Regions from separate parts of the Homo sapiens genome. Here all the other regions are linked to region 1. A link is a loop called in an ENCODE intact Hi-C map of the cell type or tissue named here. Cell type or tissue: chondrocyte. All regions are shown on one strand. Each heading gives the region's core, and the rest is flanking DNA. Links, peaks and the distances in the headings are about the cores only. Region 1 holds the start of MCTP1 (multiple C2 and transmembrane domain containing 1). Region 2 overlaps FAM81B (family with sequence similarity 81 member B). Region 3 overlaps SKIC3 (SKI3 subunit of superkiller complex).

Evidence for each region. Hi-C counts contacts between places; a loop is a spot of excess contacts. Peaks named below come from ENCODE experiments on the same cell type or tissue, not always from the same donor. Only the 100,000 strongest peaks of a DNase experiment are listed, where the experiment ranks them.
Region 2: it touches region 1 in a loop (2.0-fold over the local background); 2 of 110 quality-filtered maps call a loop at or near these places.
Region 3: it touches region 1 in a loop (2.3-fold over the local background); 5 of 110 quality-filtered maps call a loop at or near these places.

What each region holds. Positions count from the first base shown.
Region 1 is chr5:95,279,806-95,290,373 of GRCh38, reverse strand. It overlaps MCTP1 (multiple C2 and transmembrane domain containing 1), which reads left to right and starts at 5,280. Exons shown (of 23, transcript NM_024717.7): 1 at 5,280-6,518. The coding sequence starts at 5,799. RefSeq lists silencers at 5,932-5,991, 6,072-6,191. In chondrocyte, for the core only: CTCF peaks have their summits at 5,024, 6,043 (motif pointing right) and 6,258 (motif pointing left); DNase peaks (open chromatin) are centred at 5,191 and 6,414.
Region 2 is chr5:95,439,777-95,450,344 of GRCh38, reverse strand. FAM81B (family with sequence similarity 81 member B) reads right to left here. Exons shown (of 10, transcript NM_152548.3): 8 at 3,648-3,783; 9 at 1,881-2,076; 10 at 1-196. The coding sequence ends at 63. It also overlaps the pseudogene RTRAFP2. Among named protein-coding and RNA genes, the nearest start is that of FAM81B, 54 kb to the right of the region's middle. RefSeq lists an enhancer at 9,630-10,562. In chondrocyte, for the core only: no CTCF peak of the experiment used is centred there; no DNase peak of the experiment used is centred there.
Region 3 is chr5:95,480,796-95,491,363 of GRCh38, reverse strand. SKIC3 (SKI3 subunit of superkiller complex) reads left to right here. Exons shown (of 43, transcript NM_014639.4): 37 at 328-456; 38 at 6,519-6,640; 39 at 8,733-8,891. Among named protein-coding and RNA genes, the nearest start is that of SKIC3, 69 kb to the left of the region's middle. RefSeq lists enhancers at 4,057-4,673, 4,674-5,292. In chondrocyte, for the core only: no CTCF peak of the experiment used is centred there; no DNase peak of the experiment used is centred there.

The DNA.
Region 1 (10,568 bases), core at 3,307-8,306:
TGGTGAATTGTGATGACTGAGTTCTTGGTTTTGAATGGTTCAAAATGCTTCATTCCCCACAGGCAGGGTTTTTCCATGTAAGATGGAACGAATCAGTCTGGTAGCTTTTCTTGTTTTTGGTTACAAAGTGATGATAATGCCACTCTTTTGGACAGGCTTTACTCATTAAAAATGCTGCTTACATTTGTCTTTGAATTGGGTCCTTGTGAGATGGGTCAGGTGGACAAATATTATTATCCCATTTCAGAGACTGGGAGAGAACATGAGGGCCTGAAGATATCTGACCTAGTGCTGGGAGCTGGGACAGCAGCCAAGACTGCACTGACAGTGGGGCTCCTGAAGTGCCGTTTAATTGGCCTTTAACTCAATTAGTTCCAGAAATGTTGTTTTCGTGCTTGCATTTACATCCTTGATCTCATTGAGTGTAAGTTTTGGTTCTGTCCAAGGTCATCTTATTGCTCACCTAGGGCAAGGGCATGGATCAGTTCATCTTTTGAGGCTTCTTTCCATTATTTATTCTATTTATGCATATATTTTAAAATTAAAGAAGCCATGTGGCTTTGGAAGCCCATGGACCTGGCTTCTATTGTTGGATCTGCTAATTACTCAATGAGTGACCTTGCAAGTCTCTTCATATGCCTCAGGGTTGGTTTCTTCATCTATGAAATGGGGTTGCAATGAGAGCTATGTATGATAAATAATGCAAACAGTTTAACATAGTACTTGAGTACCCCATGTCCAAACTATGGTAAATCCTCTCAGCTCTATCTTTAATTTTATGTATTTGTTTATTTCTGAGACGGGGTCTTGCTCTATCACCCATGTGGAGTACAGTCACACAGTCATAGGTCACTGCAGCCTCAAATTCCTGGGATCAAGTGATCATCCCTCCTCAGCCTCTCAAGTAGCTGGGACTACAGGCAAGAGCCACCATGCCCAGCTGTCAGTTCTGTCTTCAAAATGTCCTGTATCTAGAATGTCACTGTGGTCACCACTTCTTGCCTACCACCTGAGTGGAAGCCATCATTGTCCCTTTTGTACGGCTCCTATCCAAACTCTGTTCCCAGAATGGGCTCCTATCTAAACTCTGTTCTCATCCATACCTCTCTACTCTATTGTCAACAAAGAGGCCACAATGAGCCTTTTAAAATGCAATTTGATTATTAAAAAACTCTACTCAAAGCCCTCTAATGGCTTTCCATTTTAGCCAAGTCCAAAGTCTTTACTGTCGCCTACAGAATCCTGTATCATCTGGCCCTGAGCTTCTCTGCAATATTTTCTCCTCTTATTCCCCTCTTGCTCTCTTTCTTTCAGCTACTTTGCCCTCCTTGCCATTGTTGAAGCTGAGAATGTTCCTGCTCAGCCTCTTTGCACTTCATGTTTCCTGTTCCTGGAAAAATGTTTCTTCAGATTCACTATTTGGCTGCTTCTCTCACTTCCTTTGGGTTTCTGCTCAAATATTATACATTGTATAATTATACATTGTATAAATATTGTATAAGTGGCTTATACATCACTTCAACCTCCTGAATATCAATGTTTGAAGCATATTTAATATTAATCTAAGCAATAAATATCAATATTCGAGACAGTAAATTGTATTAATGAAAATAATAAAAAGAATAGCTAACATTTATTAAAGTCTTGGTATATGGCATGAATTTTGCTTTTCCTTGCTGGTGGCAATCCATCTTCTTGTTATACCCTGCCACCTGCACTAGATCTTAGCTCAGATGCCTCCAACAAGAAGTCCTCCTTGGTTAGTCAAGCCAGAAGTAATTCTTCACTTCCTCAGTGATTAATTTGTACCATTCACTTTCTGCTTGTGTTGTAGGGTTCTTATAAATATCTTCTCTTAAATATAATAAGACATTTGACAGAAGAGACCTTATCTAGTGTAGCTTTATATGATATACAATCTGTAGGACAGTCTCATTTTATAATCCACTTCAGATATTTAGGAAAAGTTACATATGCTTTTTCAAGATATGTAAATGAATTCATATGATGGATGTGTTATTTGGGATTATAGATTTCAGAACTCAATATCTCAGAGTATTTTAAGACAGGTAGAAGAGAAAAATAATATTAAAAAGTCAATTAAATGCATTGAAGACTAAATGAATTTAAGGTTGAATTGTGTAGCATTATCTCCAGTCTACAATTATAACAAACTAGAAACAAAATATTTTTCCTCTTGTTCTCTCTAGAGAATAAGATTTCTGGGTAGTCCAGTTTCTTTTTGTGCTTTCAGAGCAGCTTTATATTCAGGTAGTTTTTTGTGGTCTTGGTGCTTTCAGCTTGATTGGTGTAGAAAAGACAGTTTGCCTTGGGCTTTTGAAAATGATCTCCATATTGATTTAATAAGGGATTGATGCAGGTTTGGAGCGAAAGCCTCTGAAGTTGGTGTGTAGCTCGCTTTGTAAGACTAACACTACCTTGAATGGCCAAGTCCTTAATGAAGGTTTCTACTTATTTTGATGGAGATTTTCAGTTTTATAAAGCTCCCATATATAAAGCTCATAAATACTCCAGAGAGAGTTAACACTTAAGCCACCACCAGCTTACACAGTTAGACTTAGCTATGATATTTATAATTTAGCTGAAGAGTTTTAACTGAAACTTTAAAAGGTTTACCTGAAACTTTGAAAAGTAAGGACTAACACAGAAATAAAATACAGAGAAAGGAAACTGGAGTGAAGAGGAAGGAAAAGCCAGTGAAAAATGCCAACCCTTCTGCTTTCACCCGGTGGGGAGGTACCTCCATAAAGGCAAATGTGGTTGGCTTTTCTTATTCTGTGTGGAGAGTGCTTCACAGCCTCTGTGTTTACCTTTGCAGTTGTGAGCTTGCCCTAATGTGGACTCTGCCTCACCAGTCCTGACTTTTCCCTCATTTGCTTCTCAGAGGCTTCCTCAGGAATTAGGTGGGGTTGGCCAGAACAGAGCTACAAAGAAAGGGTAGGCCATCGTAGCTCTAAGACTGTTTCATTCTCTAATTATTAAGGTTCCAAAGGAAAACTTTCAGCAGCACACAATTTTTTCAAAAAAACATGCTTTATTATTGTTTGCTTTTATTTATACTTTAAATTTTAAAATAATTATGGACTCACAGGAAGTTGCAAACATACTACATAGAGCTCCTGTGTGACCTTCACCCAATTTCCCCCAATGATATTATCATACATAACTATAGTTCAATATTAAGACCCAGGAAATTGCCATTGGTACAACTTATCTTATTCAGATGTCACGTTTTTATGTGCATTCATATATGTATGTAGTTCTATGCAGTCCTATCCTGTGTATAACACACATTCATGTAACCACCACCACAATCTAAATTTGTCTCATCATAACAAATAAACTTCTTTATTCTGATCCTTTACATTTGCCCCACCGCTAACCCCTGGCAACCACTATCCATCTCTATAATCTTGTCATTTCAATAATATTATTTAAATGCAGCCCAGTGTTTCTCCATTCACGTTGCTCTTTTTCCAAAGCATAGTATTCATATACTTGGGAAATACTGGGTCTACCAAATAACAATAATATCAACTATATACAGGCACTGAGCTAAGTCCTTTTTCCACTTAATCTTCAAAATAGCCCTGTGAGGCTATTTATTAATACCTGGCATTAGTATTAGTAAATCACATCACATTACCCTCACGATTAAAAAAGACCTCTAATGTCTCCCAATTTCATTTAGAGGAAACATGGACTCTCACTCTGGCTATAGGACCCACTCCCTTAGCTGACCTTTTGTTTCACTACATCTCTTACCAACCCCACCCACCTTGCTCTACTCTATTTGGAGTGGTATCGTTCTGTCCTTGAATATGCCCAGTCAAGCTGCTTCCTGCCTCAGGACCTCTGTATCTGCTGTTCCTTCTACCTGAAATTCTACAGTCAGATCCGTCAATAGCTGGTTCTCTGTCCTCATTAAGTCTTAACTCAAAATTTTATCTTCTCAGAGAGACTCTCCCTGTACACATAATGTAAAAAACCAAAAACCTCTCCATATGGGGCTGCCAGATTTAGCAAACAAAAACATGACACCCAGTTAAATTTAAATTTCAGATAAATAATAGTATTTTAGTATAAGTATGTCCCATGCAATATTTGGGACATACATATACTAATATTATTCATTGTTTCTCTGAAAGTCAGTTTAATTGGGTGTCCTGCATTTTGTCTGGAAGCTCTTCCTCTGTAGCCACTCTGTTATGTGGTACCCTGCTTAACTGTTTCCATGGGACTTTTGCATATTAGAAATTCTGTTTATTGTCTCGCATCACCTCCCAACCCTCACCCTCACAATAAGCTCCATGTGGGTGGGACCCTGATGCCCTGTTCACAGCTGCATCCCCAGAGCCTATCACAGTGCCTGGTATATAGTAGGTGCTTAATAAATATTTGTTATAAAGGTAACAAAAACAAAACAAAACAAAAAACTTAGGTTGGTAACACCTCCAAAGCATACTGCTAGCTAGACAAGACTGATCAGTGTGCTACCGCAGCTTAGGGAACTCTCCCGTTTTCCCCATTTAGGAGGACGAAAGAGGCATTGTGTTGCTGGCCTTTCAGAAGTCTCTCCTAGCAGAATCAGAAGACCCTGGCTGAGCAGCTTTGGGAGAAGCAAAGTCTGAATGAGCTAAAAAGCCTTTTCCGTTTGCCTTGCAACAAGCAAATGAAGTAACCAAAGAAAAAATGCGCTTGAATGAAAAGAACAAGATTCTGTGCGTGCCGAATCGGATCAAAGGCAGTGCGCATCACCCATCTTCGTCCACCGTAAACTCCCTGCAACTTAAGGGCTGGCTTTATCGTCAGACTCCGGAAATGCTAGAACCTGATCATAAGAGACCAGTGCAGAGGCAAATAAAGAAAAGGGAGGGGTGGATGGGGATGAAGTCAAGACAGAAGAAATTAAACTCTCGTCTTGGACCCAGGGAGCGCAACGGGGCGGGGGCAGACGTCTTCAGCTTTAGAACTCCGTCGGGTTCATCGCTCAGTGTGGACGATCGGCGCCCCCACGAGACCCATCGAGGGCACATAGTTTCCACTCCAGCTCGCTTCATCCGACCCAGACGATCGCCAGCGCGGCCAGCGGCCAGCGCACAGCGAGCTGCCTGGGCAACTGTGGCCGGATCCTAGGGAGCAAGCTGGCTTCGGGCCCTACCTAGCTCCACCCGGCTCCTACCGGCCCTCCCACCTAGGAGCTGGAGGATGGTCCCGGGGCGCCCCAGGGGGACTGCTGGTCCCCGGAGTCTCCAGCCAGACGCGCCTTGTTGTGTGAGCCGCGTGCGCGCCCAATTTGGAGGCAGCCGCCCCCGCCGCTGACAGGTGCTGCCCAGAGGGCGCCGGGTGCGGTCCCTGGCGCAGCTGGACGCGCACGCCCCGGTGCGTGCAGCTTCCCGAGCTCGGTCAGAGAGAAGAGGGAGCCAGGGCGCGGCCTGGGGGACGCCAGTGGACTGGAGCCGCGGAGCTTCGAGGGAAAAACTTTGCAGGCGCCGCGGCCGGGATTCGGTTACGGCTCCAGCCCACCCCAGCAGGTGCGGGAGGAAGAGGCAGCGCCGGAGTCCCGAGGCCAGAGAGCCTCGGCGGCGGCGGCCGCTTCTTTCCCCCGAGCTGGCCTGAAGTCGCTGGGCACTCCCGGTTTCTGCTGCTGCGCCCGCCGCCGCCGCCGCCGCCACCGCCAGCGCCGCGGGGACCCGGGAGGAGGTGCAGCCGAAGAGGGAGGAGAAGCAGGAGGAGGAGGAGGAGGAGGAGGGGAGAGGAGGAGCAGGGGGTGGAGGATGGAGCCCCGGGCTGCCGCGGCGGGCGAGCCAGAGCCGCCGGCGGCGTCCTCCTCCTTCCAGGCCCGGCTCTGGAAGAACCTGCAGCTGGGGGTGGGCAGGAGCAAGGGCGGCGGGGGCGGGCGCGCTGGGGGTCCAGAGCGCCGCACTGCGGACACCCCGTCGCCCTCCCCGCCACCCCCGGTGGGCACAGGGAATGCACCGGCCAGGGGGAGTGGTGCAGGCAGCAGGTGGAGCGGCTTCAAGAAGCGGAAGCAAGTGCTGGACCGAGTCTTCTCCTCCTCGCAGCCCAACCTGTGCTGCTCGTCGCCGGAGCCCCTGGAGCCCGGCGGCGCCGGCAGAGCCGAGCAGGGGTCCACGCTACGCCGCCGGATCCGCGAGCATTTGCTCCCCGCCGTAAAGGGGCCCGCGGCGGCCTCGGGAGCAGCGGGAGGGACGCCTCCTGGCGGACGCTCCCCCGACTCAGCTCCTTCCTCTTCCTCCGCCTCATCCTCCCTGTCCTCCTCGCCCCAGCCTCCCCCGAGGGGGGACCGCGCCCGAGATGAGGGTGCACGGCGTCAGGGCCCCGGGGCGCACTTGTGCCACCAGAAGAGCTCCTCTCTGCCGGGCACCGCCTGCCTGGAGCAGCTGCTGGAGCCGCCGCCTCCTCCCGCAGAGCCGGCGCGGAGTCCCGCGGAGTCTCGGGCCCCGGAGACGGGCGAGGAGCACGGCAGCAGCCAGGTGAGTGCCGGTGGCGCGGCCGGAGACAAGGTGCGCGGGACCACGCCTCCCTCTTCAGGCGTTCACCACCCGGGGAGCGGGGGGCGGGGGCCGGGAGGCGGGAGGAGAAATGCTATTAATTCTAAGTAGATGAAACAGTCGAAAGAAAACATCTCGCTCTGGTTTAGCAAAGATGAAAGAGTTCTGACTTGCACCCGGACTTTACTTTTGGTAGAAATGATACCTGTCACCAGAAGCTTTCTGAGTAGTCAATGAAAAGTTAGACCTAAAGTGGGTACTTTTTAGAGTTCTCCTGAAAGGAGATGTCCAGCCAAATCTCATCTTGGCAAAAGAAAAAACTAACCCAATAACTTAAAAACAATTACGATCACGTGTGGTGGTGTGGAGAGGTACCATTGGAAGCAAATGGCTGGCGGGAAGAAATAGAAACGTGGAGAGGTAAATTATGGCACATGTGAGGTCCTGTGCCAGGGAAAGCATCATCTCAGGCCTGCATCCGGCACCCCTTTCTTAAACCTTCCTGCTGCAATTGGATCACCGCCCTTCAAGTGGACAGCGGGAGCGTCTCCTCCCAGTTAGTCAAATGCATATGTTCCTATGAGCCTTGTGAAGTTTTAATAGTCACCTGAAGCACTTGCTTTTTAAAGTATGCTGCTTTATACATCATGTTGATTGCTCAGACAAGAGTCAAGGTTTGTAAAAGTGCTTTTACTAGAAATTTTATGTGTGGGACCCACAATGTGTCCCACTGAATAGCCGTTTTTACTCCCTCAATTTCGAAGAGGCACTGCTCTTTTTGTAAATGTTTATCAAATCATTTTAATTCTAGAAAATATTTTGGAAGTTTCACTCTGCCAGAGACCTAAAGAACATTTTTCTCCCAATATATCTTAGTTTACTTACACTTTCTCATTGTTTTGACTCTGATTAATTATGTTAGATGAATGACACTTGCATTAAAACTTTAGTTATTAGTAGATTAAAAGCTCAGCTACAAAGAAACAGGCTGTGTTTGAAGGGTAAGATACGGGAATAGATAGGCTTTCAGTTGGAAGTTTTTATAGTTCATGGACTGATTTCTTAGTGTAGCTCCAGAAAGTAAAGCAGAATATGAATATGTTTTGTTCCTTAATAAACAAAATTGCTTGCTGTAAGCAAACACCTGATGATCCAGAAAAATATTTTATTCTCAGAAGAGTAAGTAGAGATAATAGTGACAAAAAGACCAAATACATTTACCTTTCCTGTCATCTTGAAAGTGAACTGGATAGAGCCCCTGTTTTTGGTTTTAAAAGTAAAGTGATAAATGGTTTTAGAAGAATGTTTTAAATTCAGTATAGATGAATACTATATATTAAAGGAAGTATTTATTTTTGAGCGTGTACATAATCCTAATGTAGAAGAATTTCAGAGTTGGGGAACTTTACATTTTTTTCTTTCACTATCAAGGATAATAGAATAACAAATAATAATTGAATTATTTTGAAAGGTATATATCATATTACCGTGAATGTTAACTTATTAAATCACATTACAGTTCACTGAACCAAGATATTTTTAAAGCAAAAATAGATAACTCTGAATTTTTTATGTTCCTTTTTGCCAAAAAGTTTTCAGAAACTGTCAATCTTTATTAAAAAAAACACTACTATGTAAGTATGAATTTTGTATACAAAAGATATAAACTTATTCTGGAGAAGATACTAAATTAACACTATTATGTATGCCTTCACCATATGCTGGGCATTTTATAGCCCTACATAGTTTAACCCTCACAGCAGACCTATGTGATTGTCACTTTACAGATTCGTAAACCAATGCTCACATAGGTTAAATAAGCTTTCCAGGGTCACGTAGTTAGTAGATGACAGAGAGAAGTTTTGTACTCAAGTCAGTCTCCAGAATCTTTTTCCATTATGACAGCTACCTTTGACAACTTTTAGAACTTGTTCCATTTTTTAGATGTCTTTGGTCTTACTGATGAAAGTAGAGCCTTGCAAGTTTACGTATATTCTGGAGATTTTTCCCCATCCCTATATACAATCAATTCTATGATGGATTAGCTATCATAATTTGTAATTTGTTCTGTGATGTATTGTTGCATGTATATTTTGTCACGAATGAGATTATCATGATCTATAACTCTGAAGAAGCTTTTCATTATAGAGAATCAGCATTTCGACATAGACATAAGAGAAATAGAAAAGCTAAAATATCTTTCAAAAAATAAGAGAAAGATGGGATATAGGCAGACAGAATGGTAAACCCTGAGGGACTTGCCCAATGCCAGACACAGTCCCAGAAAGAGATACCATTTTTGGTCCCTAGCGTCTGCTGCTCATGGGGCCTTGTTCTCTGGGAAGTGGAGAGATTTCTCTGTAATGAGTCACAAATAATGGCTTTCAGCAGCACTCTCTGACCAATGTAAAAGAGAGGATTTCTCAGTCCTGGAAATACCTCTCTGCCCATCTCAAAGGAGCCCGGCTCACCTCTGAATGGGAAAGAGGAAAAAATGGAATTGGAACCTGGAAGGGGATGCATTCAGCTGCTCAGGAGTCAGCTTAGCTTTGCAGCACTCTTCCAAGCTTCCTGAATATCTCAGAGATCTTTCCTTACTCTCTCAGCAGCTCATCTCCAAAGTGACCTGGGCATGGGAAAGGGGTGTGTAGCACATACAGATTTCAGCTTTATTCACAGTTCACAAGCACAGTACTCAAGAAAGAAACACAATAAAAGTATTTAATACATCTTTAGAGTGCCTAGATGAAAAGACTTTTCTTTCAAGGCAGAAATAAAATGTATTGCAAAAATAGGCAAATTGTTTAATTTTTTCTCTTGTTCTCTGCTTGATCCTGGCATAAGCCATGTTCTCCAACACACTCTCCACGTCTCCACCTCCCTAGCCCAGCACGAGGCCCCAACAACATATGTGCACGTACTCTGACAGTGGGTGGAGATGTTAAGCAAAAGCAAAGAAAAAAAAATCAGTTTGGACGGCTGGGGAAAGAGATTTGGGAGTCACGGGTATATATGAGTAAAAGTGAACAAACCAGGCTACTTTCCATGTGCCTGCTGGTCCTCTTGCTATTGTGTTTTCATTAGCCAAACACACTTTGCAATATGTATTAACAGACTTAATAATGCCTTGCTGTTGGGGGATGTGCATTATTTCAAATGTTCTGTTTTGAGAATAAGGAAAAAAAAATATCCCTTTCTTCCCACTGATTCTGGTTCACGTGTTGGGCCATATTGTCATACCAGATGCATTTCATTTTCTGCAACACAGTTGGAAAAGATGCTTTCTCAATTTGTGTGCATATCAAAAATATGCCAATTTTATGTATTCTGCCTTGACGAGTTACTAAAATTATGTTTTGCTAGGATCAGAAAGTCAGTATTTTAAGATAAAGAGTGAGGAATGAATACGTTGCATTTTTTTAGTATTTTAACAAAAGCATGTAGTGTTTATGAATGCTGAACTTTTATTTTTTTCTCTTTAAATAAATTTTGTTAAAATTGCTTTCACAAAGGATAAACTATTTTTGAAAAGAAGTAGGAAAATTATTCAGTGTATGTTAGATATGTTTTGAAACATAGCAAGAGGAATCTATTCATTGGGATAAGATTCCTACAACATATCTGTAAGCCCTGATAAAAAGTGGAAAAAAAATTTTCTACAATTAAGTCTATACATGAAGTGTATCTTGCTTTATTAGCTGAGCTTTTAAATAAAGCACATATTTAACAAAATGATTCAAAAACATGACTTGGGTTGATTTTTGCAATTTTTCAGATGTTTTTACTATGACTTCAAAGAACACAACTCCATCTTAAAGAAGGCACAGATTTAAAAACATAATTCCTATTATAAACGACTAAAGTCACTGAAGAAAACTAATAATATCAAAATCAAGCCCCTAAAACAATGTTAGTAGCTTTATACTGGTCTAGCTTCAGAAATGACCCCTTTCATATTGAAAGTGAGAGAGGGTAGATGAGACCTTAGGACATTTTGGAGCAGGGTGGAAAGTGGAGTTTGATGTGTGATAG
Region 2 (10,568 bases), core at 3,091-8,090, 160 kb before region 1:
TTCAGAACTTTTTCCAACAAATCACTCCATTGGCTGATGAAAAAGAAGATGACTGAAAAGGTTTATACTTCCTGGAGTTCCACTATCTTGCGCTGTAATTTCTTTAGGTCTTTCTGTACTTTATATTTCTCTAAATCCATCTTTGTTTTCTGTATTTGTTGGAGGGAGCTGAGAGAGTCATGAATTGATTTAAATCCTGTAAGAGGGTAAAAGAATAGGTACACTTAAACAATGCATTAGAGCTTTTTTTTAAAAAAGTTGCTAATCGGCAGTCCTGCCATAATTGATTATCATTTAATTCCAAGCGCATTAAATTCTATGAAGACCAGCCTAAAATTGTACATAATATATTTCTTGTATGTCATGAAGATCCATTCACAATAGTGTTTCAACTTATATCTAGTTATCTGGTTTCATTGTGAAATTTATTTTTCTCCTCCTCAAATATATTGCATAATTCTATATTGCAAGAGAGAAATTTAAAATATTTTATTCTTTCTGAATGCTTTGATGAGAGACTTGTGTGATTTTTTTTCAGTCTTGTTACCAAATTGAAGGTAAAGATCACAGATGAGATTTTAAATCTTCTCTGAAAGTAGCCTATTTGAGGGACCTAACAGCGGCCCCCTGCTGCCCTCCTCCCTCCTAGCACTTTGTATCTCTCTTATGCATGTCTAGTCACTCCTGACCACAGACCTATCAAACCTCAAGGCCTTAGGGCACAACCCATTTGTTATTCACTGGGGCCTTTCACAGAGTCGTTTCTCAACACATTTTTATTAAAGGCATAAAGCAGCAAACCATTAATTTGAAGTTCCCCCTTTTTAGAACTCCTCCTCATTAGTAAAATGAAAGAACTTGCAGGTGGTAAATTCCTTTTCAGTTCACCCTGAAGTTTTACTAATGGAATAAGTAAAATTAAACCTCTGATAGTTAAACAGAAAGCAGAGCCTTTAAAAGAAGGGCCAGTTAAGTTTGGGACATGATTCCTGGCCAGATAATTCATTATTTTGATATGACGGTGGGAGGGGTATATTGTGAGGGTTGAATTTCCAGGCAGCAAATTCTACTTATATGCCAGGAACATCTGGCAGATTGAGACCCTCATGTCCTCCCAAGGCACCTCCAAGGTATCTCTATACAGGACCAAATTTGGTAGAATTTACACATGAATTTTTCTGAGATCTAGAAGACAAAAGAAAAAAAATTACTTGGGACTTTCTCTAGGAAAGAAACTCTTCTGAGTCCTGGTAATTCCCTCAGAATTATGACTCAAGGCAGATGGCTGCACCACAGCACCTATTCCATGTCCTTCCCTTTGAGAAATTAGATGAGCCTTTCAAATTAATCCTCTTTGATGTTAGCTCAGCTTGACACTGCTGCCATTAGCCTCTTCAAAATAAAAGCAGTCATTATACTGGACTCTGCTAATTCATCCCTCTTTCTCACTTCTAAAGGTCAGGTCTCCAGTCTGACATCTGTCCAAGCTCATTACTTGTAGTTCAATGAGAAGGGCATTTGATTTAGGCTCTTAATTTCATAACATACCCACAAGTCACGTCTTGGGTATGTCCAAGGATTTTCCAAGTCTGACAATTCCATGAATTAGTAAAAATTCCATGATCTTAGTAAAAAAAAAAAAAAAAAAAAATTCACACCAATGGCAGGCCTGTGACATTGCCAAGTGAAGAAAGTTAATTTATTTATATGCCTTCCAGTATAATACTCATATTCTATAGGATATTTAGAAAAGTGGAATAAATACATAACGATGTCACTAATGACAAGATTGATCCCTGGCCATTAGCTCAAAGTGGAAGACTGAGGGATTGAACAGGAAAGGACAGATATTCTTTACTTAATAAAAGGTATCTGCTCACCTGATTGATATTCATTCTGCATTGTCTCTAATTCACCCCAGATCTGCTTTTCCATTTGTTCCATCTTTTTGGACAATTTATTTTCCATATGCTTTACTTTACTTAGTTGTGTTTCCTGTTTCTGTGTGTTAATGAAATTCTCTACTTTGCTTGAAAGCTGCAGCAGTTTTTCTTCCATTTTATTTTCAGACTTTTCCTGTAAAAGAGATTATGGGATAAAACTTCAGAAATGTACATGGATTTATCTTTCAGCTTAGAGAAAATATTTTTAACATTCATTTTTCTATGTTAAGCATGAAAATTCAAACCAAGTTCCTTTGTATCTAAAACTGTGTTCATAAGTATAAGAGTTAATCCCTTTGGCCCTGTTCATTTGTAGTTTCTGGAATTCAACATGTAATGGAATAAAAGAAAAGGGCTGTAGCGTGGCCCAAATGCCTTGAGAATTTGGCATTTAAGTCTAATATTCAAAGACATTTTAGATACTGCTTTTCCTGAGTTTCTTGGACATACTCCCTCAATTTCATACCTCCACGTGGACAGACTTCGGCTAGAATAGTGACTCGCCATTCCAGTCGTTTAGTAACATCACCTGGACCATACCCCAGCCCCAGGAATTCTGATTTAATTGGTCTGTGATGGAGCTCAAGAACTGATAGGATTTAAGCACTCTCCAGGTGATTCTAATGTACAACCAAGGTAGGGACTGCAGAGTCAGCCTTAGGATAATCAGCTGCTTTTCTCCTCACTTCTCCACAGGGAATCTGGGAGCAGGAACTGGGCATGGCAGGTATGACCCTTTTGGTTCTCCTCTCTTTGGCCCCATCTGCCTCAGGAATAAGTGTTGGTGGATTCCAGTCTCTGTGTTCCTTATGGTGGGAGGTTTCTGCCTGCACAATGACCCCACGGTTACCTAGTGCTGCGTATAACTGGTAAAGGAATCTGCCTAATTCAGGAGTGAAGAGCTAGCAGTCCCACTCGGCAGCTGCAGTCTTACCACACATACTTCGATAGCCTTACCAGTGATAAAGCTTTATGTTTATCTCCAACTCTTGGCTCCTTTGTAACTCTATCAGCTGTTTACAAACTCAGGCTGGAGCTGGGGACATTATTTCCTGAGCTGCCTCTGCCTAAAGTCTCTCTACCTAAGTTCTCAAAACATCTTACTTTAGTCACCTGCAGGACTGGCAGCCATTGACCACAGTGATGGCGCTGTGCTGCCCTTCCCATTGGGTAAGGTGTGCTGGTTGCAGTGGGAGAGGGGACCCCTGAAATAAGTATATTTCTCATAAACCTTGGTAGCCTCACCCCAAAGCTTGGGGCTGTCTTTACATGGTCTGATCTGAAAAAAAGAGTTTTGAAAACTTTTAATCTACTAAGAGATCTTCAGAAAAGTCAAATGACTTGTCTGCACATCACTCAGGGAGTGTGCCTTTAACCACTGATTCCCAGGGGAGGCCCCAAGAGAGTCAGACTCTCTGGGTCTGGGGTGGCAATCTATTTTTTTTTTTTTAAAAAAAAAAACCTCTTCAGATTCTTTTGGTACAGGTAGAGCACACTCTGAGAAACACAGGTTTGCAGAGTTGGGGAGTAGCAAACAGGACCAGAAGACAGGCCTCTGGACTCCTATTGTGGTGTTTAAAAAAAAAAAAGTTACTGAAGCAGTGAAGATTACCATAAATGTTGAAGTACAAATTCCCAGACCTTTACTCACTGCTAACAAGGACTATGCAGGTGCTTGCTTCACAAAATAACAGAACTCCTCACCAGTTTCTCCTGTAGGACCTTCAGACATTCATTTATATGGCCCAGGTGGTCTTTTCTATATTTGAGAAATTGGTTTTCTGTCCATTTTTTATTATTCTCAACTTCTTCGTACAGATTACTTGAAAGTGAATGAAATCTATGGGAAAAAATGTTTTGTTTCATTTAAATAAGTTAATTTAAACATAAAAAATTAGTATTGAAAAAGTCTGCAGTTTTTTGAGGTGACGAGACTCAGTGTGTCTAGCAAGTATTTGTGGGGTGATGTGGGAGGTGCCAGAGGCAAGGTAAGTACACTCTGGGTTCCTGTCCTGAGCTTGAGTTCAGTCCAGCTACTGTTAACACCCCCTCTACATACCCTAAAATACAAACACACAGTGACAGGAGCACTGCTGGCTGGGAGCTAACCACAGCCACACTGAAATGTAGTGTTATCCATGCAGAATTCCTCTCATGGCCTGGGGCTCACTGGTTGTGTGTGGAGGAAATACTTTGATAAGTTCCCTTGTGGTGGGGATTATTACTCATGCTAGGCGTTGTCTGTCAAAGGCCAGATAGTAAATATTTTAGGCATTGTGGGCCATATAGTCTCTGTTGCAACCACTCAATGCTCCATTGCAGTGGGAAAGCAGCCACAGATATGTAAAGAAATGAGTACGGTTATAGTCTAATCAAACTTTATGTAATATTCACATGTTATGAAATAGAACTCTTTAATTATTAGAATGCATAGAAGCCATTCTTAGCTGTGGGTAAATGTGGCTAAGTGTGATAGTTTGCTGACTCCTGCTAAGTGCCGGTATGTGGCTGGGAGAGGAGCAGGGGCAGAGAGGACCTGCATTGTCTAGCAGAGGAGAGAAAGGTCAGAGGCAGGAGAATGGAGGAGAAAAGCCCCCAAAGAACCTGGGGAATGTGCCAAGGGGGACTTTAGGTTGCATTTGTCTCAGGCAAAATCTTCCATAAAGTCCCCATTGCTACCAATGAGTCTGTGTGAGTGGATTTTTTTTTTAGGGGGCATTTAAAGAGGCCTTGAATTACTCATGTGGGGCAAAAGCAGAAGTAATAGAGGTACAGGAAGGTACCTACGGGACCTATCAAGATGATGCACCATAGAAGTATTAAATAACAGAGAATGAAAGATTTTTAAGAATAGAAGTGGATAAAAGGGTTGGAATCATATATCATCAGTTGAGAAGTCACTGTAGAGTGGCCGAGGGTTTGAGGAGAGAGGGGAATCCAATCTGAATTAAATGAGGTATGGGACTGGGAAGAGGTAGGATGAGGGATGGGGACTTGTGAGTGGTTTCTGTGTGTGTTTTCTGCATGTGACTTGCTCATGATAAGATGTTGGCTTCAAATTCCCTTTTAGAATAGGTAAAACTGTTAGATTGGCAAGAACAATGTTTGTTATTGAAAATATTCAGACTGTCTTACAATGTATGGTACAGACAGTTAAAGTAATAATTGCTCTGATGTTTTCAGACAAAATTATATGCATATAATTTAGTTTGTGATGTTTATCATTGGAAATTAATTAAGTCATGCTGGACATACACTCCATATACATGCCTCTCTTGCTCTTTGGAAAAAGTGTTTGGGCTAATTATTAGAAAATACAAGTTCTGTGAAATCATTATTTTTAGGCTAATAGCTTTCAACTGGGGGCAGTTACCCCCCTCCCACCTGCTTGCCCCTGGGGGACGTTTGATAACATCTGGAGACAATTTTGGTTGTCACAACTGAGAGGTGTTACTGGCATCTAGTGGGTAGACACTAGAGATGCTGCTAAACATCTTACAATGCACAGGAGAGACTCACAACAAAGAATGATCCAGCTGAAATACCAATAGTGCCGACACTGAGAAAACCTGACTTAGATGATGAAACCAAGGAATGGGAAATGTAAGTTAATTTTCCAATAGTTATATTAGTTACAGTCTAATAGCTAAATTCTGATCTTTGTCCTCTGAATTCTCTCATTATTTTTGACACAGAGTGATATTTTTCACATAGATATGAGGCATATCTTGATTGACTGTTGAGTACCTCAACACTGAAGAAGATGGAGTTGGTTTCTATTCGTGTTCTTAGTCTAATCATGATTCCCAATCACCTGTGCTGTTGGTTAACAGCTGTTGGATCTCAGACAAATAAGCCCACCCACTGGATACGTAGACTCCCTCATTTTAGCCAATTATTTTCTCTATCTGGAATACTCTTCCTCAGAATATCCATTGGCTCCTGCCCTAATCTCATTCAGATTTACATTTATACACCACCTTAAAAAATAGAACTCTTTCTCCTTATTTGAAACTTCCTATTCTCTTACCCTACTTAATTTTTCTCCAAAATTCTCATCACCATCTGACGCACACTAATTTGTGTTCTATCTCCTCCACTAAAAGTTAAGCTCCATGAAAGCAAGAATTTTGCATTGTTCATGGCTGATAACAATGCCTGGAATATAGTAAGTGCTCAATAAATAGTTGGCTAAATGAACAAATGGGTCATTCTTTCTCATTAAGTATCTTTTATTAGCATTGCTGACAAATAACAAATCATAGATTTGTCAAGCTATTTAGAAATCTAATCTGCTTTGGTTTTCATCTTCCTTTCCCTGTCTCTGGTGGAAGTATTAATTAATAGTCATAGTTAAGGGGGCCAGTAAATCCCCAGATAATCAAGAGATAGCTTTACAATTGAGAATCCAGCCTTCAGTGCCCACCTTTACTGTATAACAAATAAATGAGAGCATTTACTCTTTTATCACTGATACAATATTAACATCCCTCTGAAAACCAAGGAAACATTAAGTATGCCCATGTAATATCTCTGGAAGGGCATATCAGTAATTGAAATTCTGAAATTAAAGCCATAAAGAATGAATTACTACTTATCCTTTTATTACAAGATTTGCTTTCAGCTGGGGATTAATTTTCCTGGTAACACCCAGAAGTTGGATTCTGTTGGTAGTTTATTAAAATTTGAAAGCATTTTTGAAATAGCAATCTCCTTGAGAGATGTAAAGAATAAGTAAAATAAAGGTTTGTATAACTCTTTTTCTTTGCATAAGCTTTTCCCGGACATAATGGACATGATTTGCCATAATATATTAATTACAGAACTTACAGTTAAAATCTCAGCAGTATGAATCTATCTTAGATGACATTCACATTTTAGATCCCAAATCTTCTATTTCAATAGGTGTATGAGCATTTCTATTAGATGTATACAGATAGGTGATGAGATAGAGCTTATTCTTTCCTTTTCCTCAAAACACAAAAGTCAGACATTTAAATTATAGCTAGAGACCTCACTAGGATGATGAGGGCTATTGGTTGTTTTTATGTTTTTAAGTGTTTATGCTGATTTAATCAAATTAAAGTACACACCGAGAGCAATTATAAGGGAGAAAATTACAAAACAGTGAAGGAAAGCTGAGTGAAGATCTACAGACATAGCAGGGCACAAGGCAGAGAGCTGCAGTGAGGGATTAGTGGTGAAGGCAGCCAGGGTCCGCCTTCCTTGGTCATGGATGACATACAGAAATGAGGATGTAGCTCTATCCTAGGCCAGTTTTGCCACTACACTTATGTCCCAAAACCAATGTCTTGTGTTAAAAAAAATCTGTTGAATGAACTTTTCCAAGATTTTGAATTCTTGGAAACTATTACTGCTAGCAGGCTCTCAAGAACTTAGATAGGGCTTTGACCAAGTGTGAATGTAAAAAGAATTAGTGGCCTTTCATTTGCTGATAAACAGAAGATATTTTCATTTTTGTAATCATATTTGAAAAAGAGCTTAAGACAGACCATATGCTATTATTTCTTTGGAGACTGAGTCTAAGATTCTAAGTTTCATATTAGAAACCAAAAATTAGTTCCAAGAAATACTGTTTTTCTACTAACTTTACACCTACAGGTAGAACTCTCAAACTAATTTCTTCTTAATGTTATGTGATTTCTAATTAGTGACACTAAAAATCAATTCTGCCTCCACTCTGATAGAAAGACTTTTGTTTCTTAGATATTCCAAATTGTTCAAATCCCAATACATTCACAGCCTGTTTCCCAGCCACCCAAGTCAATGTGGTCTTTCCCTTTTAAAAATTTCTGTGGTAGAATTAGTTTTCAATAGACAGAATTGTGAGATGGAAACATCATGAATTGATCAAAACAATTTGAGCTTTAGAGTCAGACACTTTCTAGCTGTGTGATTTTGGGCAAATTAATCTCCATGATTTTATATGTCCTAATCTTTAAGATAGGGATAAATAAGATCCACCCTGCAGAGCTGGGTGCATTGAGTATCTTCAGCACTAGTGGTTGGTAAGCATTCATAAATGACGATTACTGTATTTATTATTTCTGCCTATTGATACATCATCTCATTTAACATTGTCTTAACTTTTACTTTTCCTGTGTTTAGCTTTTCACTTATGTTGTTTCTTCTCAACTGTAAGTAGCAAGGATTATGTTTGGATATTCTAAAACACAGTTTACATAATATAGGTGCTCAAAAATCGTTCATTCATTCATTGGCTTCTACTTCTATTTCAATGTGTTGGGTGCTAAAGATACAAAGTTGAATTTGACATATCTCTGTACTGGGTAATTATTAACTTTCTACTGTGGTAGTGTTTTCAAAGTTGGATGATATTATTTGAGTCTATGCATTTGCTTCATTGACCAAACACTTTTTCTTTTCTTATAAATCACTGTCTACTAAACAAGCGTCAGCAGTAAGAGCTATCTAGGGAGTGACTGGTAAGTGCTGCCCCTGCCAAACCCTTGTTAAAAGACAGCTTTATTTCCTGATGGCCAAGACTCTTGCTGTGTAAGAACTAAGTAGGCTTAGGACATTACTTAGCAGAAGCTCAGAGGATGATCCTTCTGAGGAGGAGGCACAGTGGAGGGGTTCAGTGCATGTCTTTGTCGGATCTAGAGATCAGTGCCCAAATCCCAGCAATTCACTAGAAAAGTGTCAGAAAACACTGTAGCTTTTAAGTTCAATATAAGTTTAGTTGACCATTAAACTTGAATTTGTAAATGTTTCTAAATGGGAAGATTGCCTATTTAACCTTTTTTTTTTAATTTGCAGACATAGTTTTATTTATATTTATTTATTTATTTAGATACAGAGTCTCACTCTGTCGCCAGGCTGGAGGAGAGTGGCACGATCTCTGCTCACTGCAACCTCCACCTCCCGGGTTCAAGCCATTCTCCTGCTTCAGCCTCCCGAGTAGCTGGGACTACAGGCGCCCGCCACCACGGCCGGCTAATTTTTGTATTTTTAGTACAGGCGGGGTTTCACTATGCTGGCCAGGATGGTCTCCATCTCTTGATCTCGTGATCTGCCCGCCTTGGCCTCCCAAAGTGCTGGAATTACAGGGGTGAGCCATCGCGCCCGGCCAGATGCATAGTTTTAATTTTGAAAAATGCGCATGTAAAGTTTGAGGTTCCTCGGCTGCTGTTTCTGGTGCTTGGCCGTCAGGAATGGTGGCTATGGAAGCCGAGGCTCTTTGTATGTTTTAGCCGCTGGTATCATTTTGACAACCTGTCTTGACAGGTTTTAATTGTATCTTGGCAAGTGAGGTGACATAAAAGCCATCGTCTCGGGTTTCAATTTACTAATGAGGATGGTGGTGGAGACGGAATTACCTTGGCGTTTTGAAGGCATTTGCTCCTGGATTCCCTGCCAAGACACCTGCGAGTAGGTGTGGCACGGGGAAACTTTTTCAGTATTGCTCTTCTCTTCTCTCTCACATTTTCCATGATTGACATCTGGTAACCACAGAGGTATCCCGAGTGAAGGTGGCCCTGGCCTGCAGCAGCTCTGCTCTTTTTTTTCCCCTACTTTCCTAAACTTTATTAAAGAAAAAAGCACTAGAACATAGTCACTTTTCTGGGATTCCTCCCCGCAAAATGTGACGTTTGATTTTCAAACATGCCAGAAGTGGACATGGTTCCCAGTTGTACTAAATAGGTGAGAAGCTGAAGTCCTAAAGTGTTCATCTTCCAACTTTTCCCAGTCTGTGGTCTGTCCTTGGATCAGTAATAATTGTCTGAACAGCTACTATGGCTTCATTAATTTTTGTCTGTAGCTCTCTGAGCTCTTCTATATGCAGTAATTGCAGAATTTGAGCAGCTTCATTAAGAACTGCATCTCCTGCATCAAAACCAATAATATTTTGTCTAAAGCAACAGGCAAACCCTCTGTTTGATTTGCCTTAGCAACTGCATCCTGTCAGGTGCTCCTGAACCAAAATTCGAATTGCCTTAGGCATTACCAGGTAATCGTCATGACATTGAATCTGAAGCAGGTTAGCCTTCACACCAGCCTTAACATCAGGATTATTTACATCCAAATTGATCAATGGTTCTGCATTTTTAGTTGCATTGTCAGCAGTTTTTGCATAATCAGGTACTAAGTCCTTGTATTTTTCAGCATTATCTCCATATTCAAGCCTCACAGCTAGACCGAGAAGCCAGTCAATAGCTTCTTGTTGATCTTGAATCTTGAAAGGACTTGTCAGCACCTCTGAGACACTTTTCAAAGAACTTGTGCCAGTCTCTGCTGTGGATGTTTCTTAAATTAGCTGTCTTCAATCTTGTAGTGTCTAATTTTCTGGTCTTCAAGCCAAACAAAGGTTAACCTTAACCTTTGTTAAAAGACTTTTTTAGAGACCAGGTCTTGCTCTGTCATCCAGGCTGGCATGCAGTGGTGCAATGACAGCTCATTGTAACCCGAACTCCTGGGTTCAAGCGATCCTGCTTGCCTCAGCCTCCTGGGTAGCTGGGACTACAGGTGTGTGCCACGGTGTCTGACTAAACTTAACCTTTAATGTTATTAAAACACTTTTATTTAAAGTTAATCTCTTTATTCAGAGAAAGTTATTTCTTTAAAAAAAGTGAATTCTATACA
Region 3 (10,568 bases), core at 3,263-8,262, 200 kb before region 1:
TCCTTGGTGTCCAGTGAAAGTGAATCTAATTGCCCTTTCCACAGTAATACAGCACTCTAGGCAGCTGAGCTAACCAGCCATGGATGAACAGCTTAATAGGATGTTTATCATCCTCTGATATGTTTGGAAAAATTGGCAAATCTGGAAAGATGAATGTAGCAATGTGTCTCTGAAAACAAGTGCAATTTAATTTTCCTTTGAGAAAGTGAAATTTTTTTTTAGATACAATTTTTTTTTAACTTGTAAACTCTTAATCTCATTTTTGATAGTTTTTAAGCAACATGTTGATTTTAACAAGACTTATCACTGTGTATTTCCTGTTTTCAGGTGATCCTGCTATCTGGGCTGGGCTAATGGCAGCCTGTCACGCTGATGATAAACTGGCCTTAGTGAACAACACTCAGCCAAAGAGGATAGATTTATACTTGGCACTGTTATCTGCTGTTTCTGCTTCAAGTAAGTTTTTAAAAGCATCTTTATACATGATTTAATTCAGATTTCTTGAATGGTTAAATCCAGAATACAAACGGCTTCAGCATATGTTGTTATAAAAAATATATTCATTAGGCCGGGCATGGTGGCTCACGCCTGTAATCCCAGCACTTTGGGAGGCCGAGATGGGCAGATCACGAGGTCAGGAGATCGAGACCATCCTGGCTAACATGGTGAAACCCCGTCTCTACTAAAAAATACAGAAAATTAGCTGAGCGTGGTGGCGGGCACCTATAGTCCTAGCTACTCTGGAGGCTGAGGCAGGAGAATGGCGTGAACCCAGGAGGCGGAGCTTGCAATGAGCCGAGATTGCGCCACCGCTCTCCAGCCTGGGTGACAGAGCGAGACTCCGTCTCAAAAAAAAAAATATATATATATATATGTATATTTTTATGAATATATATATACATTATTTAAATATATATATACATTATTTAATGAATATATATATTTAAATAATGTATATATATATATTCATTAAAAATCCATAGTAAAATGTTTGTACAGAAGTGTGATAAGCATATGTATTTTCTCTTCCAGATAGCTTAAAAGCCCAATGGGTTCTGTTAGCTGAAATCTTTGTTTTGTAGCATTTACTTACTTTGAGACTTTACCAGCATTTTAGGATAAAGGTGACCTGGAAAGAGTCCTTTACTGAAACCAGCATTGAAATTGTCCCATGATTCCTCCTGGGAATCTTGGTCAGAATAAGCTGTTAATCTAATCAGATTTAGTTAACATTGTTTTGTAAATCTATAAATTTCTTCACTGAAAGGTGACATAGATTAACCTACTTAAATTAATAAATAGATTAGCCTACTTTTGTCTTGGGACATTAGCTTTTCACTGAATTAATTTTAGGTTATTAATCATTTTTTAGTAAATGTTAAGCATCATTACTGCCTGTCTTTTGACTACTAGGGCAAATTAAGAAAAGTAGGCTTTTGTTTAATGGTATTAGATTATATAAGATTGAAATATTTTAATAAAATGAATTTATTAAGTGGTAATTCAGAAATACCTATAACATAGTTATTTTGAAGCCATGCTCTTCAGATTAAAAGAAAGAACAATCTACCTATTTTTATTTTTTATCCGCATTGACAATCTCTTTTCTTTCATTGGTTATGTTTAGACTATAGGTGTTTGAAGTGATTGTTGATATAATTGGTTTAGTATCTATCATATATTTTACCATTTTCTATTTGTTGCCTTTGTTTTTTGTTTCCATTTTTGTCCAACTATTTTTCTGTGTTTTGTAGTTTTAATTGTGCATTTTATTTGATGCTATTTTCTCTTCTTTGTTAGCATGTCAGTTGTATTTCCTTTTCTACTTTTTTTTTTTTTTTTTAACTGGTTGCCCTTTTTTACTGGTTGCAATATACATTTAGAATTAATCCAACTCCATTTTCAACTAACACTATACTGCTTTATGGATAGTGCAAGTCCTTATAGTAAAACAATCCTAATTATTGTCCTTTATGTCATTGCTCTTTTGCTTACACATAAGCATACGAGTCTGTATACATCCACACACACGTAAGCACACATAATCAAATACATTGTTGCTATCATTATTTTAGTTGTTTTTTTTTTTAAGAGATGAGGTCTTGCTGTGTTGCCCAGACTGACCTCAAACTCCTGGGCTCAAGTAATACTCCTGCCTCCGCCTCCCAAGTCATAGGTACAAGTCACTATGCCCAACTAATTTTTTTATTTTAGAAATGAGGTCTTGCTATGTTGCTCAGGCTGGTCTCAAACTCCTAGGCTCAAGCAGTCCTCCTGTTTTGGCCTCCTAAAGTATTGGGATTACAGGTGTGAGCCACCACATCCAGCCTATATGTGTTGTGATAGGTGAGACTAGTTTCTTGTATGCAGCATATGTTGGGTAATTTTTTTTAATCCATTCAGCTAATCCATATATTTTCAATGGAAAGTTTAATTCATTTACATTCAAGGTTGTCATTGATGTGTGTTGCCTTATTTCTGTTGTTTAATTAGTTGATTTTTTTTTTGGTATATTCTTTATTTCTTTCTCTCTTTATTGTGTGTTATTGTATTTTGGTGCTTTTCTGTAGTGGTACCATTTGTGTCCTTTCTCTTCCTCTTTTGTATGTTTGCTTTACCAGTGAGTTTTTACTTTTGTGTGTTTTCATGATGGTAAATGTTGTCTGTTCTCTTTTAGGTTTAGATTCCATTGAGCATTTCTTGTAGGACTGGTCTAGTGGTGATATTCAACTTTTACTTGTCTGGGAAAACTTTATTTTCCCTTCATTTATGAAGAATAACTTTGCTGGGTATAGTGTCCTTGGCTGACAGTTTTTTTCTTTTCAGCAGTTTGGATATATTATCTTATTCTCTACTGGCCTGTAAGATTTCTGCTGACAGATCTGCTGTTAGTCTGATGGGTGTTCATTTATAAGTAGTATGCTCTTCTCTTTATGTTTTTAGTATTCTCTCTTTGTCTTTGACTTTTGATGGGTTATCTATAGTGTGCCATGGAGAACATCTTTTGGAATTGTAAATATTTGTGCATCTCTAAGCCTCCTCATGTTTTCAGATGTCTAAATCTCTTGCTAGAATTGGGATATTTTCATCTATTATTTTGTTAAATAGTTTTTTTAAACAAAATAATTATGTTTTCTTTTTGCCTTCTAGGACACTGAAAATTTAAATATTTGGGTGTTTTATGGTGTTCCATATGTCATGTAGGCTTTGCTTATTCTTTTACATTTTTGTCTCACTAGGTTGTTTGAAAAGATCTGTCTTCAAGTTCTGAGGCTCTTCTGCTTGATCTAGTCTGTTGTTGAAGCTTTCAGATATATTTTGTATTTCATTCAATGAATTCTTCATTTCTAGAATTTGTTTGGTTATTTCTTATGATATCCATCTGTTTGGTAAATTTTTCATTAATGTCCTAAATTGCTTTTTCTAATTTCTTTGTACTGGTTTTTAGTATTCTCTTGTATCTTACTGAGCTGCTTTATTATCAATATTTTGAATTTTTCCCCTAGGATTTCATAAATTTCTTTTTGATTGAGATCTGTTGCTGTAGAATTATTATGTTCCTTTGGAAGTGTCATATTTCCTTGCTTTTTCTTGTTTCCTTTGTCCTTACATTGATATATGCATATCTAGTCTAACAGTCACTTCCAATTTTGGAATTTTCTTTCGTAGGGGAGCACTTTTTCCTGAAGATGTATCCATGGTGTTGTTTGGGTAGGTCACTTTGGCTTTGATTCTGAATGTAGTCTCTGATTTCTTTGGCTGTAGACAGCATCAGTGATATTTGTGATTTCTTTGGTTTGTTAGGATGTACTTGTTAGTGGAGGCTTGGTGAAGTTATGGTGGGGCCTGGGATGCCAGATAGGCCAGTCTTTGGGTCCTAGTGGTGGCAGCAGTTGGCTAAGCTTGCCTGTCCTTGGATGCCAGAGCAATGTCCTGGTGTTAGTGGGTTTAGACAGGCCCATTCTTGTGCCTCTATTAGATGGATTGCCCAGGTTCCAGGAATGGCAGCATTGGTGTATTAGGGTTCTCCTAGAGGGACAGAACTAATAGGAGATATATATATGGGGAGTTCATTAAGTATTAACTTACAGGATCACAAGGTCCCACAACAGGCTGTTTGCAAGCTGAGGAGCAAGGAGAGCCAGTCCCAGCCCCCACACTGAAGAACTTGAAGTCTGATGTTTGAGGGCAGGAAGCATCCAGCATGGGAGAAAGATGTAGGGTGGGAGGCTAGGCCGGTCTTGCTTTTTCGTGTTTTTCTGCTTGCTTTATATTTGCTGGAAGCTGATTAGATTGTGCCCACCAGATTAAGGGTGGATCTGCCTTCCTCAGCCCACTGACTCACATGTTATTCTCTTTTGGCAACACCCACACAGACACACCCAGGATTAATACTTTGTATCCTTCAGTCCAATCAAGTTGACACTCAGTATTAACCATCACAATTCGGCTGGGTAGGTGGGTGTGTTCTTGAGTCCCTGGGCAGCACACGTGGTGTGGGTGATGGTAGTGGCAGTGGGACCAACCCTCTGGGACCCAAGCAGTCCACACTGGCATTGGTGGTGGCTGCAATGGACTGAGCACACCAGTCTCCAGGCCAACAATGTGATACATGTAAGTGAGTGCCAGCTGCGGTGTTAGCGGCAGATTGGATGGGCCCAACCTCAGACCCCAGAGGAGTGCTCAAATACTAATGGTGGTGGTCTGAGCTGGGCAATCCCGAGGCCCCAGGAGGGTATGCTTGGGTACTCTGGGGAATGGAGCCAGGCCAGGTAGACTGTCCTTAGGCTCCCTGGTGGTGCATGCGGGCCCTGGCTGTGATAGGCAGGGGCAGAGTGATGCCGGGCTGCCAGCAAATGCTTTGTTGGGAGCAGCAGCTGCTGCACTGTGACCCTGCTACTAGGTAGGGTGGGGTTGCTTTCAGTGTGAGCAGCCATAGGGTTGCAGCCTTCAGTGATGCCTCAGCTCTGCTGTATTCTAATGCAGTGGTAGCTGCAGGGCAGTGGAATTTGTTCTCAGGGCACTTGAATATGCATGGCTGCTCCTTACCAGCAGCTCATGGTGGTTGACAGTGGCTCTCACCTCAGCTCCAGCAGCAGTGGCTGTGGGCAGGGAATATCAGTGGGGCTCTAGGACTGTGGAGATACAGGGGCTGTTGGGCTGCATGGCAAGACACAGCCTGGTAGAGGGCTGGGCTCTCAAAATAGTGCCTCACTCTAGCTGCTTAGGACTCAGGGGTTTGTGGGACTCAGCGTGAGCTCCCACTTTGGACCAATGCCATTATTATGTACTCCCTATGTTAGTTTTAGGGCCTGCAAGGGTCACGAGGTTGTCTTATGGCTAGAATTATCAGAGTCCATGGTAGGAATGTAAACTGTTAGGGGTCTCTTTCCTATCCTTTCCCTGCATTCAGGAGCCTTTCTAGGCTCCCAGCTGATCCCAGCCGAGCAGACGACCTCACTCCCCTCTCCTTCCTTGCTTTTGGTGTTTCCTGTCACTTTTCTGTTGAGGTCCAGTGTGCTTTCTTAGATAATATATCTGAAGTGTGATTATCTACTTGCTATTTGGTTCCTTTCCATGGACGAGGCGAGCACCGAATGCATCTAATCAGCTATCTTGAATAGCTATCTTAAATTCACTTACTAGTGAATTTTACCAAATATTTAAGGAAAAATAATACCCATTCTACTCAAATTCTTTCAGAAAATCTAAGATAGTAACACTTCTGACATCTTCTATGAGGCCAGCATTACCCTAATACCCAAACCAGGCAAAGAACAACATTGCTTGTGAAGGTAGATGGAGAAATTCATAACAACACTTCACCAATTCAAATCCAGCAATACATAAAAATGATAATAATACATTATGATCAATTATGGTTTATCCCAGGAATGCAAGATTGATGTACCATTTGAAAATGAAGGTAATTTGCCATATTAGCACCTGTGAAAGATGCCAAAGAGTTTATACTATATGATTCCACTTATATGAAATTTGTGGAAATGCAAATTGGCCTATGTGACAGAAAACAGATTAGGAGCTGACTGGGGACAGGGGCTAAGGGAGGATGGAGTAGGTTGGGGACAGAAGTGGTTACAAAGGGACAAGAGGAAAATTTTGATAATGCTGAATATGTTCATTATCATGGTTGTGGTGATGGTTCACTGATATACATGTCAAATATCATCAGATTGTATAGTTTGAAAATGTGCAGCTTATTTTACATCAATTATATCATAGTAAATCTTTACATGTTTTCAGCAAATTATTTTATTTTTCTTTAGAAGTCACAATTATATGAGGCTTTGAGTTATTTAGCCACAAATACTCCTGCCATGAAACTTTTCAGAAACCTGCCACTTGTCAGGATAGTCTATGGTACATGTGGCACATGTAACTTTGAAAAACTGTGTATGGATGATAAGCCCAACGGTAATTTTTTAGCAACCAGTTACTCCTCTAAGAACACATTATAAATTGCAGAAGAAAGTAACATTGACATTTTTTGTTTACAGTTAAAGACGAAAAATTCTTTGAAAATTACAACCAGTCCCTTGAAAAGTGGTCTCTCTCACAAGCTGTCACTGGTCTAATAGACACAGGAAGAATATCTGAAGCTGAAACTCTCTGCACAAAGGTATTTTATGGAATGTGCATTGAAACTCATGGATTCTTATCTTACTGGGAAAATAACTTCAAAAATGGAATGTATGAGGCTAGATGCGGTGGCTCACTCCTGTATTCCTGGCACTTTGGGAGACTGAGATGGGAGGATCACTTGAGGCCACGAGTTTGAGACGAGCCTAGGCAACATAGCGAGAGGCTGTCTCTACAAAAAATTAAAAAATTAACCGGTCCTGGTGACACATGCCTGTAGTTCCTGCTACTCGAGAGGCTGAGGCAGGAGAATTGCTTGAGCCCAGGAATTTGACGTTGCAGTGAGCCATGATCACACCACTACACTCCAGCCTGGGCAACAGAATGAGATCCTGTCTGGAAAAAAAAAAAAAAAAAAAAAAAGAGGAATGCATGTTGTTTAAAGAGCAGGTAGTGGTGGTGATGACAATTATGATGATAACAACTAAAATTTATTGATTACTGTACTTGCCACAAACCAGTCACTGCATTTAGCATTTTGTATTTGAACTTCACAACAATCTTATATATAGGTATTTATTATTATCCTCATTTTTACAGATAAGAAAAACTAAGACTTAAAGAGGATAAGTAATGTGCACAGGAGCTTACAATTAGGAATGGATAGAGTTGTGATTTGAACTCACATTTGTCTGACTCTAGGACTCAAGCTCTTATTATAGGTCTTTAAAAAATTTTTTATTTGGGTGTCATTAGAGAGGCAGTATTTTCCTTTGATTTCTGATTGGTTCCTTCTTAATGCTATATTTTCCAGTATCCCTTCAGTTTTCCAAAGTTCTGGATCACATAGAATGACTGTGGAGATTGTTGAGTGGGTGACTGGAATCTACTCAGTAGTCTGTTTTTACATGCCAGGATTGGAGGGCTCTATGCTTGCAGGCTCTGTGAATAAATGTGTATTACCTTGCCTAGAACATAGTAGGGGCTCAATAAATATTTACTGAAAGAATGAATTAGTTTCCAAAGCTCACTTAGAAATAATGTAATGGTTAAAGAGAGTTTTGAACGTGACTTTTCCTGAAAACATCGTATTTCATAATTGCTTACCATGGAGGTTGTGTAATTTTTTTGGAAAGATCAGTATACATTTTACAGAGAAAGAAGAATGGACTTTTGAAGATTTCTTTGGTTCTTAAATTCTATGAAAAGCAGAGTGATACATTTTTTCTTTTATTTAAGGAATTCCATCTAAGTTCAGGACAGGGTATTACACAGTAAGTGTTTACTAAGCATAAATTGACAGTTGCTATGTGCCCTCTGATAGAATAAGTGATGCCTAATGAACCTTTCCTTGTCGGTTTGTTGTTGCAATCTCTTACTTAGAAGAAAGCAATCAAATAAATTTTAGAAATACATTTAAGATCTAATGAGTAAAAAATAGAAAAGTATGCTATTGAGGGACAAGCAATAAAGAAATATTTGAAACAATAGTGGGAGGACTTGTTTACAGAAATTCTTCATATATATAAAAATATATACACATACAGAGAATATAAGTATATACAATACATTTATGTATGTATGTAGGTAAGTATTTTAAGATAGAAACAGTAGCTTAAGGAAATGGGGAAAATAGGTCATTTTTCTTACTCGCAGTACTTGAAAAGGCTGTGCCTAGAAGAAAGACATGTAGAGTGAATACCTTTGTTAAGAGGTTAAGAAAGAAAAAAATGTATGCCTCTTTTCTTCTTACATAGTATAGTTTATTCCAGTATGGAATAGTGATAGCATTCCCACTTAATTTTATATTTATATTTTCTTAGTTCAACTATTTACTTACATTTAGAACCTAAATTTTTCAGGATATCACTTAAGAGTAAACTAAGTCAAAGGGAAATACATGTAGACTACAGTAATAGCATTACTGATTTTAAAGGTTATTTTAATGTAAAGTTTGATATTTACAGGCTGTTCATTGTTTTGTTTATTTAATTATTTGCAGTTGTTTTCTCTTTAATAAGAAAAGGTATAAACCTTCAGAATTTTATTTTCCCAACTTGGAGAATAATGCTTTTTACTTTTAACACTTAAGAACCTATTTGATGTGTTCCTCTTTGGGATTTGATTTCTAGAATTTAAAAAGTAACCCTGATCAGCCAGCCGTTATCTTACTTTTGAGACAAGTTCAGTGTAAACCACTCCTGGAGTCACAAAAGCCACTCCCAGATGCTGTACTTGAAGAACTACAAAAAACAGTCATGTCCAACTCAACCTCTGTTCCAGCTTGGCAGGTAAGTTTTCTCCTTTCTTACTTGAGTCCTCAATTAAAACACTTCATAATATTAGTTAATGTCAGGGCTATGCTCCATTTTTATTTGGCTTGCTGTCACTCTCACCATGTTATCTCTCAGTTTCAAGATCTAAAAGGTATTGTGGTTAGAGGAACTAAGGAAGTTTAACACTAGTTTTGGATCTGCTACAATGATGATTTAAAGCTTTTTAAGTTATTGATTCTAAATTTTCTCACTTTAAAACGGTGATGAAAATACTGTCTTTTATATGGGTTGATATGTTATAGACATTTTATAATAAGGGTATCATAATGGTGTTTAACTCTGCTTTTACAGGAGATATGTATAGTTTCTCCCTAGCTACTTTACAGATAACCTGTATTTAGTGCTTTTAGAAATAATTATTTTCAGGATTGATGCTTGAATCAACAGATCATCTGCTCTTTCAGGTGGCTCTGGTTATCCACAGTGACAAATGCACAATGATCACTGTGTGCTTTGTTCTTATTGATATTAAAATACAAGGAAGCACATAATTATTTTATACAATTTATTATATTTCCTCTGTGCCCCAGAGAAAGTATCAAAAGGGCTTTTTGATATAGATTTATAGACGCTTATTATCTTACTATAATTTGTTTTTTATTCTGATCTTTTATTATATCAGCTTTTTTATATCCCTGCTTTAGATAATTTGAAAAAATTATCTGGCATAAAATTACTGGATTATGAAAACTAAGCCTCCCTTTTACTGTAATTCTTTTTTCCCCTTTCTTAGAGTAAGTTTTCTGTATGAGATTTAGGATTTAAGATCAACATCTAGTTGACCTCAGAACATCTAGCTGACCTTAGATACTTAATCAACAACTAGATGTTGTTGATTTCATATTCATTATCAAAGGGAGAAATACATTGTCAAACTAAAAGGGAAAAATTGAAGGATAAATTATATCATAAGTGTATTAGTCTATTTTCACACTGCTGATAAAGACACCTGAGACTGGGCAATTTACAGAAGAAAGAGGTTTAATGGACTTACAGTTCTCTGTGGCTGGGGAGGCCTTACAATCATGATGGAAGGAGGAAGGCGTGTCTCACATGGCGGCAGACAAGAGAGAGAGCTTGTGCAGGGAAACTCCCCTTTTTAAAACTATCAGATCTTGTGAGACTTATTCGCTATCATGAGAACAGCACAGGAAAGACCTCCCCTCATGATTCAGTTACCTTCTACCAGATCCCTCCCATAACACATGGGAATTCAAGATGAGATTTGGGTGGGGACACAGCCAAACCATATCAATAAGTAAAGTCTTAAGAGACTGCATGTGTGTGTGTATGTGTGTGTTTTCTTTTATATTATGATATAATTCACAAGGAATAAAGTGTAAAAATCTTAAAAGTACTACTCTATATATGACATACCTGTTTAACACCTCCCATATCAAGATACAGAACAGTTCTAGCAACCCAACTGCTTCCCCTAGGCCTCTGTCAGTTGATCTTCTTGCTTGACTCCCCCCACCCCAAAACAAGGAAATCCTCTATTCTGACCTCTATTTAGTTTTTCCTGTTTTTGAACTTCATATCAATGGAGTAGTACTCTTTTGTATCTGGTTACTTTCACTCAACAGGATGTCTGTGAGATTCATTTGGTGGTTTCATGTACCATAATTTTTT